Regions from separate parts of the Homo sapiens genome. Here region 1 is linked to region 2. The links are chromatin loops, found by intact Hi-C in ENCODE. Cell type or tissue: MCF 10A. All regions are shown on one strand. Each heading gives the region's core, and the rest is flanking DNA. Links, peaks and the distances in the headings are about the cores only. Region 1 overlaps LINC02955 (long intergenic non-protein coding RNA 2955). Region 2 overlaps LINC02955 (long intergenic non-protein coding RNA 2955).

Region 1 (8,347 bases), core at 283-8,282, 110 kb before region 2:
AGCTTTTTGAAGCATTATTTAAAAACTACAATGTATCAATATGGATCTATAAAACAAGTTGAAATCTTTACAGAGAAAAAATATTGATTAGATTGTCAAGTCCTATATATCAATAAGCATAACCTGAACTTATCTAAATCTATATCTAGTTTATTTTCATAAGAATTCTCACATAAGAATTGTAATGCCTGACAAAATTACCATCAACTGCTGAAATCATAATGGTAGGTTGTATTAAATTTGAAACTGGATAAATACTAAAAGAAACAAGCTCCATTGGCCAAATCTACATAACTGAGTTAGGTAAAATACTTACTAAGCACATGTATGAATGAATGCATATAAGAAGCAATATGAATTTGTCATTTTCCACTCCTTGCTCCAGTTAAGAGACAAGCAAATTTTAAAATTGACTTATGACTTTGTTAGAAAATGTAAGCATTATTTGGAAATCTCAGTATTTCACAAGAGAAACTTTTATGTGACATCTGAGTTAAACTTTTCTAGCAATAGCAGTTCTCAAAAATATCTGGCCAAACTTAACTTACCTCTTCATGATAATGGGGCCTGAAAAAGAAAATAACATATGCTCTTTAAACTTCTAAATTAACATACTATTTTCTCTTGTTCTTTAGATGTTAACCACTTTGTTAATTAAAACTCCCAAAACCTGAATTGTTGGGTGGCTCGATTTTCCATAGAAAAGTTTCCAAGATTGAATTTTCTGAAAATGGCATCTAAGATTACCTGGATCTGGTTCATGTTGTTCATTTTACAGATAGCCAAGGGAGAGATTAGGTTAAAGTTATTGCCCCTCAGTTACACAATAATTCAGCAAGACTGGAAATCTGTTATTTAGGAAATAATTTTAGCTTGCCGCTGAGGTTACAGAGCAATGAATGGCTCCTTTCTGGATTCTTAAAGTTTACCCAGCACATTTATGTGGCCATTTTTTTTGCCTGGTGTACTTATGTATGAGTTAAATCAACATGACTGTATCACGTTTACATTAAACCTCTTTCCTTATTTCTCCATCTTTTAAAAGTATTCTTTCTTTCTTTTATGATCTCTGTTTTCGTTTTCATTTCTTTTCTCTGCTGTCTTCATTTAGCTGTCACCTCTGCTGAAGACAGTTCAAATGTTTCTGTGTACATTTTTTCACCAAGAAGAAAAAATAATAATTTGGAATTAAATATTTGTTTTGATTTTAAATTAAAAACGAGCTTTTTTAAAAAAAGAGTACTTTGTAAGTGATAAAGTACTATGAGAATGTCACATATTAGTATTAAATAGGGCTTAAGTGACATAATCCAAATCAAGTTTGTATATGAAAATATCTTCATGTTACATCTTTAGCTTGATTTTGTGATTTAAATATTACTATGGATTTAAAATCTCTAAAGGATAACAAAGAGTACAAGGAGAATACTTAATAGTTATATTAGATATAACATACTTAATCATTCTAACACATATAATTGTATGTTGGATAAGAAATATATACTTTAATTCCATATTATGAATAGGTAAGCAAAAACTTTCTTAAAGGAAAATAATTTCTTTAAGTGTAGAAATGTTGTTTTGATCTTTTAATCCAAATTCTTTGATAATTTAGACTTTTACTATTGCCCAACTATTTTTATTTAATACTGTGATGACCTATAAAAACCACTAGTTTTATGGAAAAAATGTATTTTTAAATATAAAGAGAACTTTATAGGAATTTTTTCTTTTAAATATGTTAATTTCTTTTAAAATAGGACATTTTAAAAAAGTAATTCAAATATGTAATCCCAAACTATGTTTTAAGGTAATTTTCAAGTTTCCATTCTGGGAATTTTGGATACAGTTATAATGATAAAAAGCACATTCTCTTCACATATTTCTTTTAGACACTAGAATTGCTGATTTATTCAATTTCCAGAAAAATCATAAAATACTAAAGTGAAAAGATATTCCACAACGGTTTACATGTCAAGTTTGACATAAGCCACAAAGGTCTTTCTCTTACAAAGGTCTCCATACCTGAGCATTTCAAATACAACTTATTTATAAGATGGAGAAACAGACTGCAGTAAGTACAAATAGTAGAAACAACACAAATAGAACTTGAGCAAATGAAAAGATAACCTCTAAAGACAATACCTGTGGGCAAACATTGTCTGCTTCTGTTACATGAAGCAGTCCTATCACCAGGCTGGGGAAAAACCTGGTGATTTTTCCAGGGCAGAGGCATGGTGCAAAAGGAAGAGCAGGAATCTAGCCTGGACAGGGACCCATGCCCACCGTTTTCCCCATGGGTGTGGCCAAATCAATGAAATGGACCAACTCTCAGTTTCCTCCTCCGAAAAATGTGTTGAATATCTAACGGGTCCTAACAGGTCTGTGTCTATTAAATAAGAAAATACTTCATAAATCGTTTGCCTAACTATAACGGGCAAAATGTATGCAAAGTATTACTAGAAAATCTTCACTGTAACAATGGAGTTAAAGAGAAAGGTGAAGTATAGCAAATAAAAAATGAAATTAGGGAAGGTAAACCATTTTTAAATTAAAGTGATTTTTGACATAATTTTGGTTCATAAACACATGTGGGTTTAGTTTTCTTTTAGACACAGCATAGTGGTAGAGTTCATTATAGATTTTGATTTATCATTCGATTCATAAATTTTCTTGAATAAAATTACTTCTTGTTTATTCTTGCATAAAGGAAGAACTACTTGGGAATATCTTCATACTTTTCTGCCAAAAGCTACTCAGGAGGCTGAGGTGGGAGGGTCGCTTGAGCCTAGGAGGTTGAGGCTGCAGTGAGCCCACCAGTGTGCTCCAGCCTGGGCGATAGAGGGATACCCTATCTCAAAAAAATAAAAATAAATTAAAAAAAGAAAAAAAGAAAAAAGAAAGAAAAAGAAAAAAAGAGAAAATAAATGTGATTAAGATACTGTGTTTTGAATTGTAAATTTTTTTTCATTTCACTTGAGAATTTCTAAACAAAGTGTCCTTCATTTGCTGTGCTGAGACAATCTAACCATGGCCTGCATTGATTTTGGTGATTGTGGCTCTCCTTGCCTAGATATATAGAAGCCCAATAAAATTTGGTGGCATGTTTCTGTTGCCCCATCTCCAAAATGGCAATGCCCTCTGTCATCCCAAATTATTGTGCTGTGGTCCAAGACCCAATGTAAGTTAGGTTCTACCTAGAAGCAGCATCTTTCTGCATAGTTACTAGATAGACATGGCCAGTCAAGCAAAGAGATAGGCATAAAATATAAGAAACATGTTTAAATTTTCATTCCTAAGGCAGAATAGAGCTGCCACATGGCAAAGTTCCAGGTGAGTCCGCCTGGAATTGAGTAATGTGGTGGTGCTGACTAAGTAGAAGGGTATCTGTTTGGGGGCAGCCTGTACATTGGGAGAGGACTGGCTCTTTCTCCTCTCTTTACTACATGGCCCATTCCTACCACACTACTCTGTGCCATGTGGACCACATTTGTTGACGTGGCTGGCCAGATGCCTGCTGTTGAAAGCATGTCCAGCCATGTGTCTCATCCTCACCCACCACTTTATTTTTGTTGCACTTTCAACCAGATTTTGTGGCTAATGAGGATATAAACACTACGGTAGGGGAGATGCCAGTGGACTACTGTGCTTTTTCTTGTGAGCATTTTTTTAAAAATTAATATATTTTACACACTTTTCTATTTATGCCAAAGCTGCATGATATTTAGAACGCGCTTTGAAGAAAAAGAAGGTATAAAGAAGAGAGGTCAGGAAGGAGGACTTCTGGAGACATAAAGCAAAGGAATGACATTTGTCGCTATTGATTGTTTCCCATGGCTGTCTTGCAGATTCTTCATTTTCCTTCCAACCATCCTTCTCTCAGTCCCACCACCCTCAGTTATGCATTCGTGCACTCACTGCATATCCTGTTCTCCAACACTCACTTTCATATTAAGCTCCCTTGATAGGCTATAAGTCTCGTAAAAATCAACTGTTTTTCAAATAACCTAACTGTGTAATACTTGTTTTATCCAACACATATTTGCACAAAGGGGCTATCCCAGAATAGAAGCTCATTTAGTGAATGTGAAACTGATATTATTTTTAGTAACTTAATAGAAGGCTGAAGAAAGAATGGGTGCTCAAAAAAGTCATGTTGAATTGGATTGAATTGAATTGATAGCAGCTCAGAGACTAAGGACAGACATGACAGAGGATGGATGAACCAGTCTAGGAAGCTGAAGAAACTGGCAGGATATGAGCAAAGGCATGATCAGACCTTAAGAGAACAAAGGGAGGACGTGACACTTTGCTGCTGTATCAGTTCTCTCTCCTTTGTTACAAACCACACCAAATATAGTCACATAAACAACAACCATTATATTTGTTCACAATTCTATATATTAATCACATTGGCTAAGTACAGCTGGGCAGTTCTTTTGTAACTCTGGCTGGGGTCACTCATGTGACTACAGTCATCTGACGGCTCAACTGGAGCTGAATGGTCTAAATGGCCTCACTGCATGCCTAGCAATTGTTGCTGCCTCTTTTCTCATCCGAGCTTTTCTCATCTGTCTTTAGCAGGCTAACTCAGGCATTTTCACGTGATGCCTGCATTACCAGGGAACAAGCCCTAGTGCACAGGCACTTTTCAAGTCTTTGGTTATGTCATTTGGCCAATGTTCCATCGGCCAAAGCAAGACCCATGGCCAAGCTCAGAAGCAGTGTGGGAGGGAATGATACAAGGGTCTAGATGAAGGAGGTATCATTCATTAAGGATTATTACTATGCCAATCTTCCACAGCTGTTATATTGTGTGACAAAAGTTTTGTTGATTGTTGATTCTACTTCCCAGAGACTTCCTAGGACTTGGAATTAATATAGCTAAACTTTGAGTCCAACAAATTATGTCTTACGTAGTAGCTCCTCTCACTACCTTCTCAGTAATGTTTCTGAAAGTTCATTTTCAACAGCCATAAATTTGCATATAAACCTGGAATAAGTAGTAGCTCTCCTCTATGATATATATTTTATTAAATTGCATTAGAATGGATTACATTTTAGTGCATTCTAGACAGGGAAAATACAGTGGTGGCACAATTTGAAAGATTTAAATTGGCTGCCCACATTTGTTGGTGTGCATTTTTCCAAGCACGTACTGGAATGATAAGCACAAACAAAAACTTGGGCTCTTGGCCTTTTAAATGTCCAAGTTGGTCTTTTAATTGTTGATTACATAATTATGGTACTTTATCAACTAATCTGTCCAAATATCTAGTATACTTTTTGGCATTCTTTATATTTTTACTTAGCAACCAATCAAGAATGTGTTGAAATCCAAGAGAGAACTATTGAACAATGGGTCCATAAACCCTGCAACTGAAGGGAGTAAATAGTTTTACAGAAGCAAGTTCAATTGCTTTTCATTACATGTCTCTGGGTGGCCAAATGCTTGGGCAGAAAATTAAACTTGCTTAAGCTAGCCACATTTATACTTCTGTGACTGAAACACAATCTTCCAATTTGTGTTAAATTACTATTGTAAAATAATTTTATTATTTGCCAAGTGTTTCAGTGACATGAAAGGACAAATCAGCAAAGATCATTTATAGTTTAGTTCCCTAGCCACTCCCAAAAGGTTACCTGGAAGCTTGTTGATTCCTCCATGGACTGGATGGACTGGGAATGTATACGTATATAGATTCTCTATCGTCTTCCAAAACTTATATATTTAAAAACAAAAACAAAAAAACAGGACTATGACTGCTGGCCATGGTTGTGTTGCTTTTTCGTCCTTTATTTTTTCCTTGGCAAATATTATTCACTGACAGATCAAACTTAGGGGCTATGAATAGTTAGCTCCATATGCATGCAGAGTTCTTCCTAAACCAACTTATTTGTTGTGCCAGATGTTATTATGCTTCTTGGAATGTAAGCTTAAAAAGTGATCTTAGTATAAGTTAATAGACAACTCAGTGAGCAGGTGTTTCATTGACATGAGGGAGTGGGTATATTTAACATATGGGAAGAATACGAATAACTGTGGCCAGAGAGCAGACTGTGATAGATTGTGAAAAGAACTCCAGTTCTTACCCCTTCCCTGTTTCCACATATTTTACAATGTTGACTTTGCAGCTGCTGCCATCAAGAGGCAGAGCCTCTTCCTCACCCTTTAAATCTGGACTGACTTTGTGACTTGCTTTAGTAATAGAATACAGTGGATGTATCCCTATGCCGGTATCAAGCCCAAGTTTCAAGAGGCCTTGCACACATCTTTCTGTATGGTACCCCTTCTCTGTGGGATAGCCTGCCGAGTGAGGAGAGACCACCTGAGACAGAATTGAGCCATTCCAGCCAGTTCACTGAGTTAGCCTAGACCAATCAGTCCTTAGCTGACCTGTCAATTTGATAGTGTCAGGAAGCAGAGAAATTCTAGGCACACAGGGGTGGGTCCCTGGCAAATTCTAGGCGCACAGGGGTGGGTCCCCAGGTCCCTGCCCTCAAGCCGAAAAGCCTGAGACCACAGCTCAAAGTGAGAACTGACATCCCTGTTTACCGGCTCAAATGTTGCCTTTTTCTAAACCACCCATGGCCCACCCTGCCCCCATTCTGTGCCTATAAAGACCCCAGACTAAGCCAGCAGAGAGAAGCAGCTGGACGTTGAAGAGAAGTGACTTGACTTTGGAGGGACAGCTTGATGGTGTAACTTTGGAGAAGAATCTGGCCGGAGATGACCAGACTTCAGGGGAAGACTACTTTCCCGCCCGATCCCTTTTTCAACTCCCCTTCTCGCTGAGAGCCACTTTCATCGGCAAGAAAATCTCCCACATTTACCATCCTTCAATTTTTCGTGTGACTTAATTTTTCCTAGACGCCAGACAAGAGCTCGGGAGCTACAAATGCGGATACAAAAGGGCCCACTGAGCTGTTAACACTTAAAATATGTTAACACTAAAAGAGCCCTGTAACACACCCTCTGGGGTTTCAGGGGTTGTGGGCACCCCCAGATGCTGCCACTGGGCCCACACAGAGTTTGCTCCTGCCGGCGCCCGAAAGCACTGGCCCCAGCTCCTGCACCCGCTCACCTGCACGCTCCCTCCCACGAGGGACGGAGCCTAGCGGGTTTGAGTGAGTAGAGTGTTCACTCCCGCCAGCTCCAAAACAGCCAGCTGGTTCCGGGGTATTCACACACTCCAGTTCCTGCCTCATTTGCTCACACTCTCCCTCCTCGGAGGAGTTGAAAGCTGCAGCTGGGTAAATGAGGCACCCCTGTCAGGGGTCACTCCAAGGGGTCAGGGAAATATCCTGCTTCAAATTCAGACTTATAAGCAAAGACAAAAATAAAATAAATGATCCAGGCACCTGGTCAACACATAGACTTATGAGAAATAATGAATGGTCGTTGTTTTAAGCCACTTGGATTTAATGTATTTTAAAGCGAGAGCTGACTGACACACCCTCTTTTCTCTCTAGCTGGTCTGGAAAGCACTTTCTTAGGGCCTTTTATAAAAAGTCAGCTGAAGAGTGTAGGCAGCATAGCTTACCCTAAACTGACTGATGATTCTCTTTCCTTGATTATACATTTAAGTGTTGGTTTGCTTGTATAAAATTTGTTTCTGAAGGCAGGGCACTAAATATTTTTCTTTAAATCCTATACAAATCCCAGCAAAATGTCTCTAATGTACTGGGGTTTGAAAATTTTTTTGCAGATTTTTAATTATATCCTTCTAAACATCTGTACATTTAGGAACATTATTGTTTAGCTCAGAGTAATAGGAGTCTATCATTTGGGTAAAGCCTCGATCTCAGACAGATTTGGCAAACCATTTTGCACATTCTCTGTGCCAATTACCCAGAGATAATGTGAAATGGGTTTGATAAAACACTTGGTTTCTACTTTTCCTCCAGACTTGTCCCAGCTAAGATCTTCTGGATTATCCAGCCAGATCAATGCAAGGCAAAGCTTCATTCTGCTTAGAGGTGCCATCAGTAATTTGCTGGAAAAGTAAAGGGTTAATCCCTGGGTAGGTGCTGGTTCTGACAGCTTTTATGTGTCATAGTCAATCACAGTGAAGTCATTGCATTCTGCATACTGCCAGCTTCCTCTGGTAACTGATGAGGCACTTTTGGTAATAGCATTCTCATTTCCAGACATTGCCTATTTTATCATTTGCAACTGTAGGATATTTTTGACATCCTTGTTTCTTTATGTAAGATCACAGTGACTTTATGTCAGTAAATTTGCCGATGCACACTGGTCTGCTATGACAGGAAAAGCACTAAATGGATGTAATTCAGTTTTAAATATAATTAGTAAATTACTGGGAAATATTTCTATTGTGGATAT
Region 2 (8,347 bases), core at 279-8,278:
GTAAAATTCACAGAACGTGTGAATTGAATATAAGGGTTTTGAGTGGGGAGGCAACAAGGCCGTTTCTTGCCTGCCTAACTGGACAGATGGTGATGCCGTTTTCTGAGAGAAGAAATGCTAGTAGAGAATCAGATTTAGAATTTTTGAGATAAATGTAGAAAGAGCATATCATGATGACTGGCCCAGAGTAAGCACTCAATAAATGAAAGCAACTATGGCATGGAACAAACCTAATTATGTCATGCACATCAAACCTGTACACTTGATTTTAGTCACTATTTGGGAACAAAGTTTTTTTTTTTAAGTAAACATTTGTCAAGCACAAAAATATGTAACCAAAGGCATGTGCACAAACTTTGTTTGGATTTTGTTTAGATATTGCTGTTCTAGAAGTTAATTACTCTAATTATAATGTTTCTATTTTGAGAATACTATGAGACCACTGAGTTTCTCCTGCCTCTCATCTCTGCACATGTAAAGATATCAGAAGTTCAGAAAAATGTGTAGTAATTTGGCTGACCAAATAAAACATTTTTATTAAAGAATTTAATGAATTGGTCAAAAAAGTCCTATCTTACACTGCAGAAAAAAAAGAGATGTAAAACAATAGATATAGCACTTGATATTTCTGTGCAAAGAGTTGCTTTAAAAGCATTATATAATGCTTTTATATAATGTATGCATAGTAATACTACCTAACTTAGAAATGAATTTTCATGCTGTCTTGTAATCAGGTTACATATTAAAGAAACTTGTACAGCTAACAAAACCAGGCTTTGAAAGAGATGACTAAATCACCCTTATTTTGTATTTCGTGCTTTCAAATCTGAATTGAGATATTTCATTACTCTTAAACCATGGTGAAATCATGGAAGGCATCATAACAAGAGCTTAAACTCTGGGGAGGCTATTAACAATTTTGCGTTTACACTTCCTACATGATTGTGGAAATGTGGGTTCTAATTCCCCATGAGGCTTTTATTGCTGTGTTTGGTAAAACTGCTGCTATATCAACAGAAAGGATGAAGCATTACAGTGGGGCCCCTTACAGATCTTGCTTTAGAAAGTTAAACGTCGATGTCAAAATGCTAAAGGCATACCTTAAGTTAGATGAAAATTAGCTTCCTGTAGAGAAAGAGGACATTCTACAACAAATATATAAATAATGATCATACAAAATATATGGACAATAATTCTATTGTAATTGAAGCATAAGAAGATACAGGTTTTATAAATGGAGAAATCAGATTTGGTCAGGGAAACAAAAGCAAGTGATATTGCAGTGTGAGTGCGACTTTGGTAGAAGTAGATGGTGAAAGAAGATATTTTATTATAAAGAAGAGCCACGAGCAGGGGCGCAGAGATTGCCTAGACCAGAGGTTCATTTAAGTAGGGGTAAAGGTAGTGGAAAGAAGAAAACTGTTGCTGAGAAGTGAAGAAGGTAGAATCATAGGCTTCGGCAATTACTGTGTGGGTTGTTGTGTGTGGAGAGAACAGAAGGTGAATCGTGATGCTAGAGCATCACCATTGAAGTCATAAAGAAATGATGAATGACTGGAGTCTAATTTCAGAAAATTACATACGTTGGAGTCTTATAGCTCAGTTTATTAGCATGGCATGGGAATTAGTTTCAGGTTATGTTTAGGAGACGCTTTGGTGCCTAATATTGAATTAGGGATTGACTCTTGAAAGTTTTGAATTACATAAGAGGTGTTTGAGGTAGAGACAAAAATACTAGAATGCTACTTTACAAGTAAGCCACAAAGGCATTTTAGAGTTTTCTGAGCCATAAGAACATAAACAAAACATTAGAACAACTTATTAGCTTAATTAAATGCAGCCAAGTTGGGTATAGATCACATTTTAGGACAAATTTTAGGTTCCTGGAGTCAGGGATGAGCTTCTTTTAACATATGCTCTGGCTTAAGTCAGCACTGTCCATAGGGTAAGGCAGGATGGAAAATTTTATTTTTGTAAGCTATTAAATGGTGAATAGGAGATTGAACTTAATACAGGGCAGTATCATTACGAGAAACCATTAAATCAGGGTGGGAAAGATAATTCTACTGTTTTTCCAACAGCATAGCAATTGAAAATAGGAGGGAAGGTTTTAGCTTGAACATTCTCTCATAAGTCCCTGTGGGTTATGAACTGACTAGTAGGGATGTTGCCCAAAACTGTGGCAGCTGGTGAGTAATTTGTAGCCTGTAGCCACCTCATTCTAAGTATGTTTACAGCAAGTCTGTGGCTTAACTGTTTGAGTAAGAGTCATTCTCACTGGACCTATTATCACCAGGCCACTCCGTATTTATGGCATGTGGCCAAGTGATGCAGATGTCTGGAGACGTATTAGGTTGAAGATATGCTAAGTTAGGCATTAAGATTCTTAGAGTATAATAAGGAGGGAATTTCTGGATATAAGGAATTTTTCTTAGGGATCTGAGTAGATAATAAATATTTATCATCTTCATTGTTCCTTGTATCAGGGTTCTCTAAGGGGGCAAAAGTAATAGGATAGATATATATGTGAAGAGGAGTTTATTAGGAGAATATATGTGCACCATGATCACAAGGTGAAGTCCCATGATAGGCCATCTGCAAGCTGAGGAGCAAGGAAACCAGTCTGAGTCCCAAAACCTCAAAAGTAGGGGGAAGCTGACAGTACAGCCTTCAGTCTGTGGCCGAAGGCTTCAGAGCCCCTTGCACAGCACTGGTGTAAGTCCAAGAGTCCAAAAGCTGAGGAACTTGGAGTCTGATGTTCCAGGACAGGAAGCATCCAGTAGGGGAGAAAGATGGAGGCCAGAAGACTCAGCAAGTCTGCTTTTCCGCTGTTTCCTGCCTGCTTTATTCTAGCTGCACTCCCAGCTGATCAGATAGATGGTGCCCACCCAGACTGACAGTGGATCTGCCTCTCCCAGTCCACTGACTCAAATGTTAATCTCCTTTGGAAACACCCTCACAGGTACACAACCAGGAACAATACTTTGCATCCTTCAATCCAATAATGTTGACACTCAATATTAATCATCATATTTCTTTACTGTAATTGAAGACTGTGGTATGGAGAGCATCTGAGAAGGGTTGTGTGTAGAAGAGAAACTTCTTACAGTTGTGCTAGGAAACCCTGAAGTTCCCGTATGGACATTCTAAGGAATCAGGAAACCACAACCTCCTGACACAATTAGCGAGTTATTCTTCCGTCTCCAGAGCTGACCTAACAACAATGACTTGGGTGAGTCAATTCCTTTACCTGGGCTTCCTTGTCTTTACTTATAAAATGAAATGGAACAACTCCCATTTAGAATGCTAGCTCTTCAACTCACATACTAATAGGCTCAAGATTTGCACAAAGTTCCACAATTCTTCACACCTTCCTATATCCGTGCCCTTTGCATGATGACTTTATAGCTCCTCCATCAAGGGGTTGAGTCTGTTTCCCCATTACTTGAATTTGGGTTGATCTTATGACTTACTCATACCTCGGTCCACAGAACAGGATAGAAGTGAAAATGTGCCAATTCTGAGTCTAGCCCTCAAAAGGTCTGTGTGCTTTTACTCATTCTCTTGGAACTCTGCCACCACTATGTGAATAAGCCTGGGCTAGCCTGATGAATGATAAGAGACATGTGGCCCAGTCACCCCTATAGCTCCAGCTGGCAGCCAGCAAAACACCAGATGTAAGTGAGGCCATCATAGACCAGCCAGCCCCCTGTTAACCTGCCAGCTAATGGCAGATGCATGAATGAACCAAGCTGAGATCAGTTAACACTGGCTCAAATCAGCAGAACCACCCATCTGACCTATAGAATTGTGAGCAATAATATGCTTATTTTTTTAAAGAGAGGTTGACAAACTATGAGCCCATAAGCCAGCTGCCAGTTTTTGTAAATAAAGTTTTATTGGAACACAGCCATACCCATTTGTCTATGTATTGTCTATGGCTGCTTTCACCCTACAATGGCAGAGTTGATTAGTTGGGACAGAGACTTTATGGTCCACAGAGTCTAAAATATTTACTATCTGTCCCTTTAAGAAAAAGTTTGATAACTTACTTTTTAAAATCACTAAGTTTTGTGGTGATTTGTTACACAGTAATATTTAACTAGTACATCATCACATTAAGAAATTGATAAGTCATTTTGATTGTTTATTCTTGCAATCATTTTCATTTTCATTAACCATTTTTCAAACCTTAGTGGCTTAAACAACGATTTTATTATGTCTCACAATTCTGTACGTTAACTAGACTCAACTGGGCAGTTCTTGTGTTCCACATGACATTAGATGTTGATGTTATGTGGGAGTTAAGATTGGACTGGAATTTCTGAGCTGGTTCATTCAAGTGGATTGCAGTTGATACTGGCTTTCATCTGAGAGATTAGATGAAGTTGTTGACTGGGGCACATACATACAGACTATGCACATGGCTTGGTGGCTGGATTCTGAAAGAAAGCATCTCAAAGGTTAGAGTTTTAGGGGACTCAAGCCAAATCAACAAGACTTGACTTGTAATACAGTATTAGAAGCTTACTTTTGCCATATTGTATTGGTCAAAAATGAGTCACAGGGCCAACCTGGGTTCAAGGAGAGGGGGACTACACAAAGGAGTAAATACTGGGATTCAGATTTTTTCTGGGGTGTAGAGAATCCTTGAAGACCATCTCAACTAGAATATATAGCTTTTCCTTGTCTTCTTTGCTCTCCTGCAGCTTCTTTCTTCTTGCCTTGAATTTATGGTATAGGAATTACTAGATTCACCAGCATGCTTGATATACATATATACACATATATATGTGTTATAGATATCATATAGGTGTGTGTATATGTGTGTGTGTGTGTGTGTGTGTGTGTGTGTGTGTATATATATATATATATATATATATATATATATATATATATAACCTTAATCAGAATTCTTGGATTGGAATCTTAGGTTGTCTTTTTGACTTGGGCATCAGAGTGATGTTTATATATGAATTTTTTACCTTTAGAAAAGGGCATTTCACATCTGCTCCAATTAAAATGTGTGATGACTTTTTAACCTTGTAATTTTAAAGCCTTCAATCATATTATATCATTTTATCCATCTTTGAAGAGCTGATAATTTTGATTGGAAGGTAACCAAGAATGAAATATATGAAATAATGTAACAACTTTCCATGATTCTTTATTCTCCCTTTGGCAGCCATTGCCTCCCATGCACCTGTGGGCTCAGCATGACCCACTCAACACAAAGTTTAAAAGAAGTCAGAGTGCAGAGTATCGAGGTGCTACAATATTGCTCACTTTGGGGATTCCTCTCTCAGTGAGCATCTAAACTTCCAGTACTATGTGCCTTGAGCTCTTGGTTTCTTCTGTATTAACTAAGAGGTCAATTGCTTTGAACCACAAAATCCCTGTTACCTGCTTTGTACTCAATATTCAGAACATTGACTTGCTCTCTAGCAGCTTTGAGATTGTTCACCCTCAACGTGGCTATCTCTAGCCCATATCACCTCCTTTCTTTCTCAAGTTTCATGGCAACAAAGCTTATCTGGACACCTTCCAACACACACACACACACACACACACACACACACACACACACACACACACACCCATAGGTTTGTACAGTGAAAACAAAGCTGGAAGACACAAAAATTGTTTCTCTTAGTTTTATGCTGGGAGTTAAATTGGGTGGGGTTGAAATGAGGCATAAACCCCCTTCTTTTCCTAATTTATTTCCTGGAAACCTAGAGGAAAAATTATACTAACTCCTTCTCAAATATTCTCTTCTTCCTATTCATGACCTTTACATGTTTAAATAAAAATCCTTCACCTAATTCTGCTTTCTCTATAAATATTTCCAAAATGTATGAGTTTCTTACATAATTGCATTGAATATTTGTGCTTATCATCCTATTTTACCATAATATTTTGTAATCTATCCTTTTGTGCTCCTGGTTTCTTCTAGATTATTCCAAGGCCCTGAGGCAAATCTAATGACCGGTTGTCAAATGTTCTTACTCCTTTATTCACAGCTATTTTAGCTGCTTCTTATTTTTAATGTACTGTCCTTTCTTGCTCCCTTTTCCCTTCACCTGTTACTCCTGCTATCCCACACAATGGTCAGTAAGTGGCAGGTAAGAGATCACACCAATCCCATCTGAGGAGTGTCTTATAGAAATATGGTAAGCTGTGTGGAAGAGATCACCCTTTCTATAGGTATTACTGCATGAACACGCAAGATAAAGACCAGAATCCTGTGCAGGGGAGATAGACTCCATGCAACAGGACCAAACCCAAAGAAAACAAGTTTAGTGTTTAATCCAGAAGAGTTAGTTAGAAAAGGAGAAGGGATTTTAAAAAAAATAATAAAGCATGGCAATGCAGAGTGAAAGAAAAGTTAACAAAATGTATCCTGGAGTAATCTTATGACTGGAGTATAGACAACAGTGCCAGCTTTTTCATGTGGTCATGATGGGTTCATTTACGTTGCTGGAGTAAAATCCAACTGTTGCTCCCCAGGTTTGCTCCTCCTGTTTTTTAAAAAATTTGTTTTTGCATCTTTTTGTATATCCTACTCTGTCAATTTCTTCTTTTCTTTGTTTATGTCTCCTGACAGTTAGTCATGGTTCTAGGCTCTCTCCTCCATATTCACTGTTTTAGTTCTTTTAATTACTTTAAAAAAAAGGTTTTAATAGAGTAAAATGCAACCTAAATACAGCAAAATGCAAAAATCTGAAGTATAGAGCTTAATTTGTGTGTGTCTGTGTGTTTGTAGACAACCCATCAAACTATGGAAGACTTTCTATTACATCAGAAGGCTCTCTTCTGAGAAAATATAATCATGTGCAATGTTTTGGTCAACAACAAATTACATATACAACAGTGGTCTCAGTAGATTATAATGGACTTGAAAAATTCCTATTGCCTAGTGACTTTTCTTCCAATTGCCTACAGTATTCAGTGCAGTAACATGCTGTACAGGTTTGTAGCCTAGGAGCAGTAAGCTACTCCATACAGCCTAGGTGTGTTGTGGGTTATACCATCTAGGTTTGTATTAGTCCACTATGATATTTGCATAATGAAAAAAATTGCCTAAGGACACATTCCTTATGTATCCCGATCACTAAGTGACACATGACTGTATTACCCTGAGTATTAATTTGGCCTATTTTAAAAAAAATTAATTGCTTTTAAAAGACATTATTGGTAACTAATAAATGTTTCAAAGTATACAGTTTGATGTTTTGACATATATACACTTGTGAAAACATCAACACAATCACAATAATGAGCATATCCATCACTCCCAAAAGTTCCCACAGGCCTCTTTATAATTCCTCCCTCCCAAGCTTCTTTACTCTGGGGCACATACTTACAGACTATGCACCCTACCAGCCATTGTTTGCACTTTGCTGAATTTTATATAAATAGAATCATACAGTTTGTCTTTTATTTTACTTGATTTCTCCATTCATAAAATTATCTTGTGATCCATCTATTATACAGTATGTATCTCTACTTTATTCCTTTTATTGCTGAGTAGGCTTCCACTGTATGGATATACCACAATTTTTTTTAACCCATTCACCCATTTATATTGGAGTTGATTCCAGTGTTGGGCTATTGCAAATGAAGCTGCAGTGAACATAACATATACTTTTATTACTCATGGTAAATATCTAAGAGAAGAATGGCTTGAGTATATACTACGTTTAACTTTTTATATAATCTGCCAAACTTTTTCTTTTTTTTTTTTTATAATTATACTTTAAGTTCTAGGGTACATGTGCACAATGTGCAGGTTTGTTACATATGTATACATGTGCCATGTTGGTGTGCTGCACCCATTAACTCATCATTTACATTAGGTATATCTCCTAATGCTATCCCTCCATCCTCCCCCCCACCCCACAACAGGCCCTGGTGTGTGATATTCCCCTTCCTCTGTCCAAGTGTTCTCATTGTTCAATTCCCACCTGTGAGTGAGAACATGCAGTGTTTGGTTTTTTGTCCTTGAGATAGTTTGCTGAGAATGATGGTTTCCAGCTTCATCCATGTCCCTACAAAGGACATGAACTCATCCTTTTTTATGGCTGCATAGTATTCCATGGTGTATATGTGCCACATTTTCTTAATCCAGTCTATCATTGTTGGACATTTGGGTTGGTTCCAAGTCTTTGCTATTGTGAGTAGTGCTGCAATAAACATACGAGTGCATGTGTTTTTATAGCAGCATGATTTATATTCCTTTGGGTATGTACCCAGTAATGGGATGGCTGGGTCAAATGGTATTTCTAGTTCTAGATCCCTAGGGAATTGCCACACTGTCTTCCACAATGGATGAACTAGTTTACAGTCC

The links. Peaks named below come from ENCODE experiments on the same cell type or tissue, not always from the same donor. Only the 100,000 strongest peaks of a DNase experiment are listed, where the experiment ranks them.
Region 1: it touches region 2 in a loop (9-fold over the local background); 2 of 110 quality-filtered maps call a loop at or near these places.

The regions. Positions count from the first base shown.
Region 1 is chr12:22,975,755-22,984,101 of GRCh38, forward strand. The region is part of intron 6 of LINC02955 (long intergenic non-protein coding RNA 2955); the gene reads left to right. Among named protein-coding and RNA genes, the nearest start is that of LINC02955, 280 kb to the left of the region's middle. In MCF 10A, for the core only: a CTCF peak has its summit at 6,143 (motif pointing left); a DNase peak (open chromatin) is centred at 3,427.
Region 2 is chr12:23,081,216-23,089,562 of GRCh38, forward strand. All of the region lies in intron 10 of LINC02955 (long intergenic non-protein coding RNA 2955), which reads left to right. Among named protein-coding and RNA genes, the nearest start is that of LINC02955, 390 kb to the left of the region's middle. In MCF 10A, for the core only: no CTCF peak of the experiment used is centred there; DNase peaks (open chromatin) are centred at 2,246 and 3,566.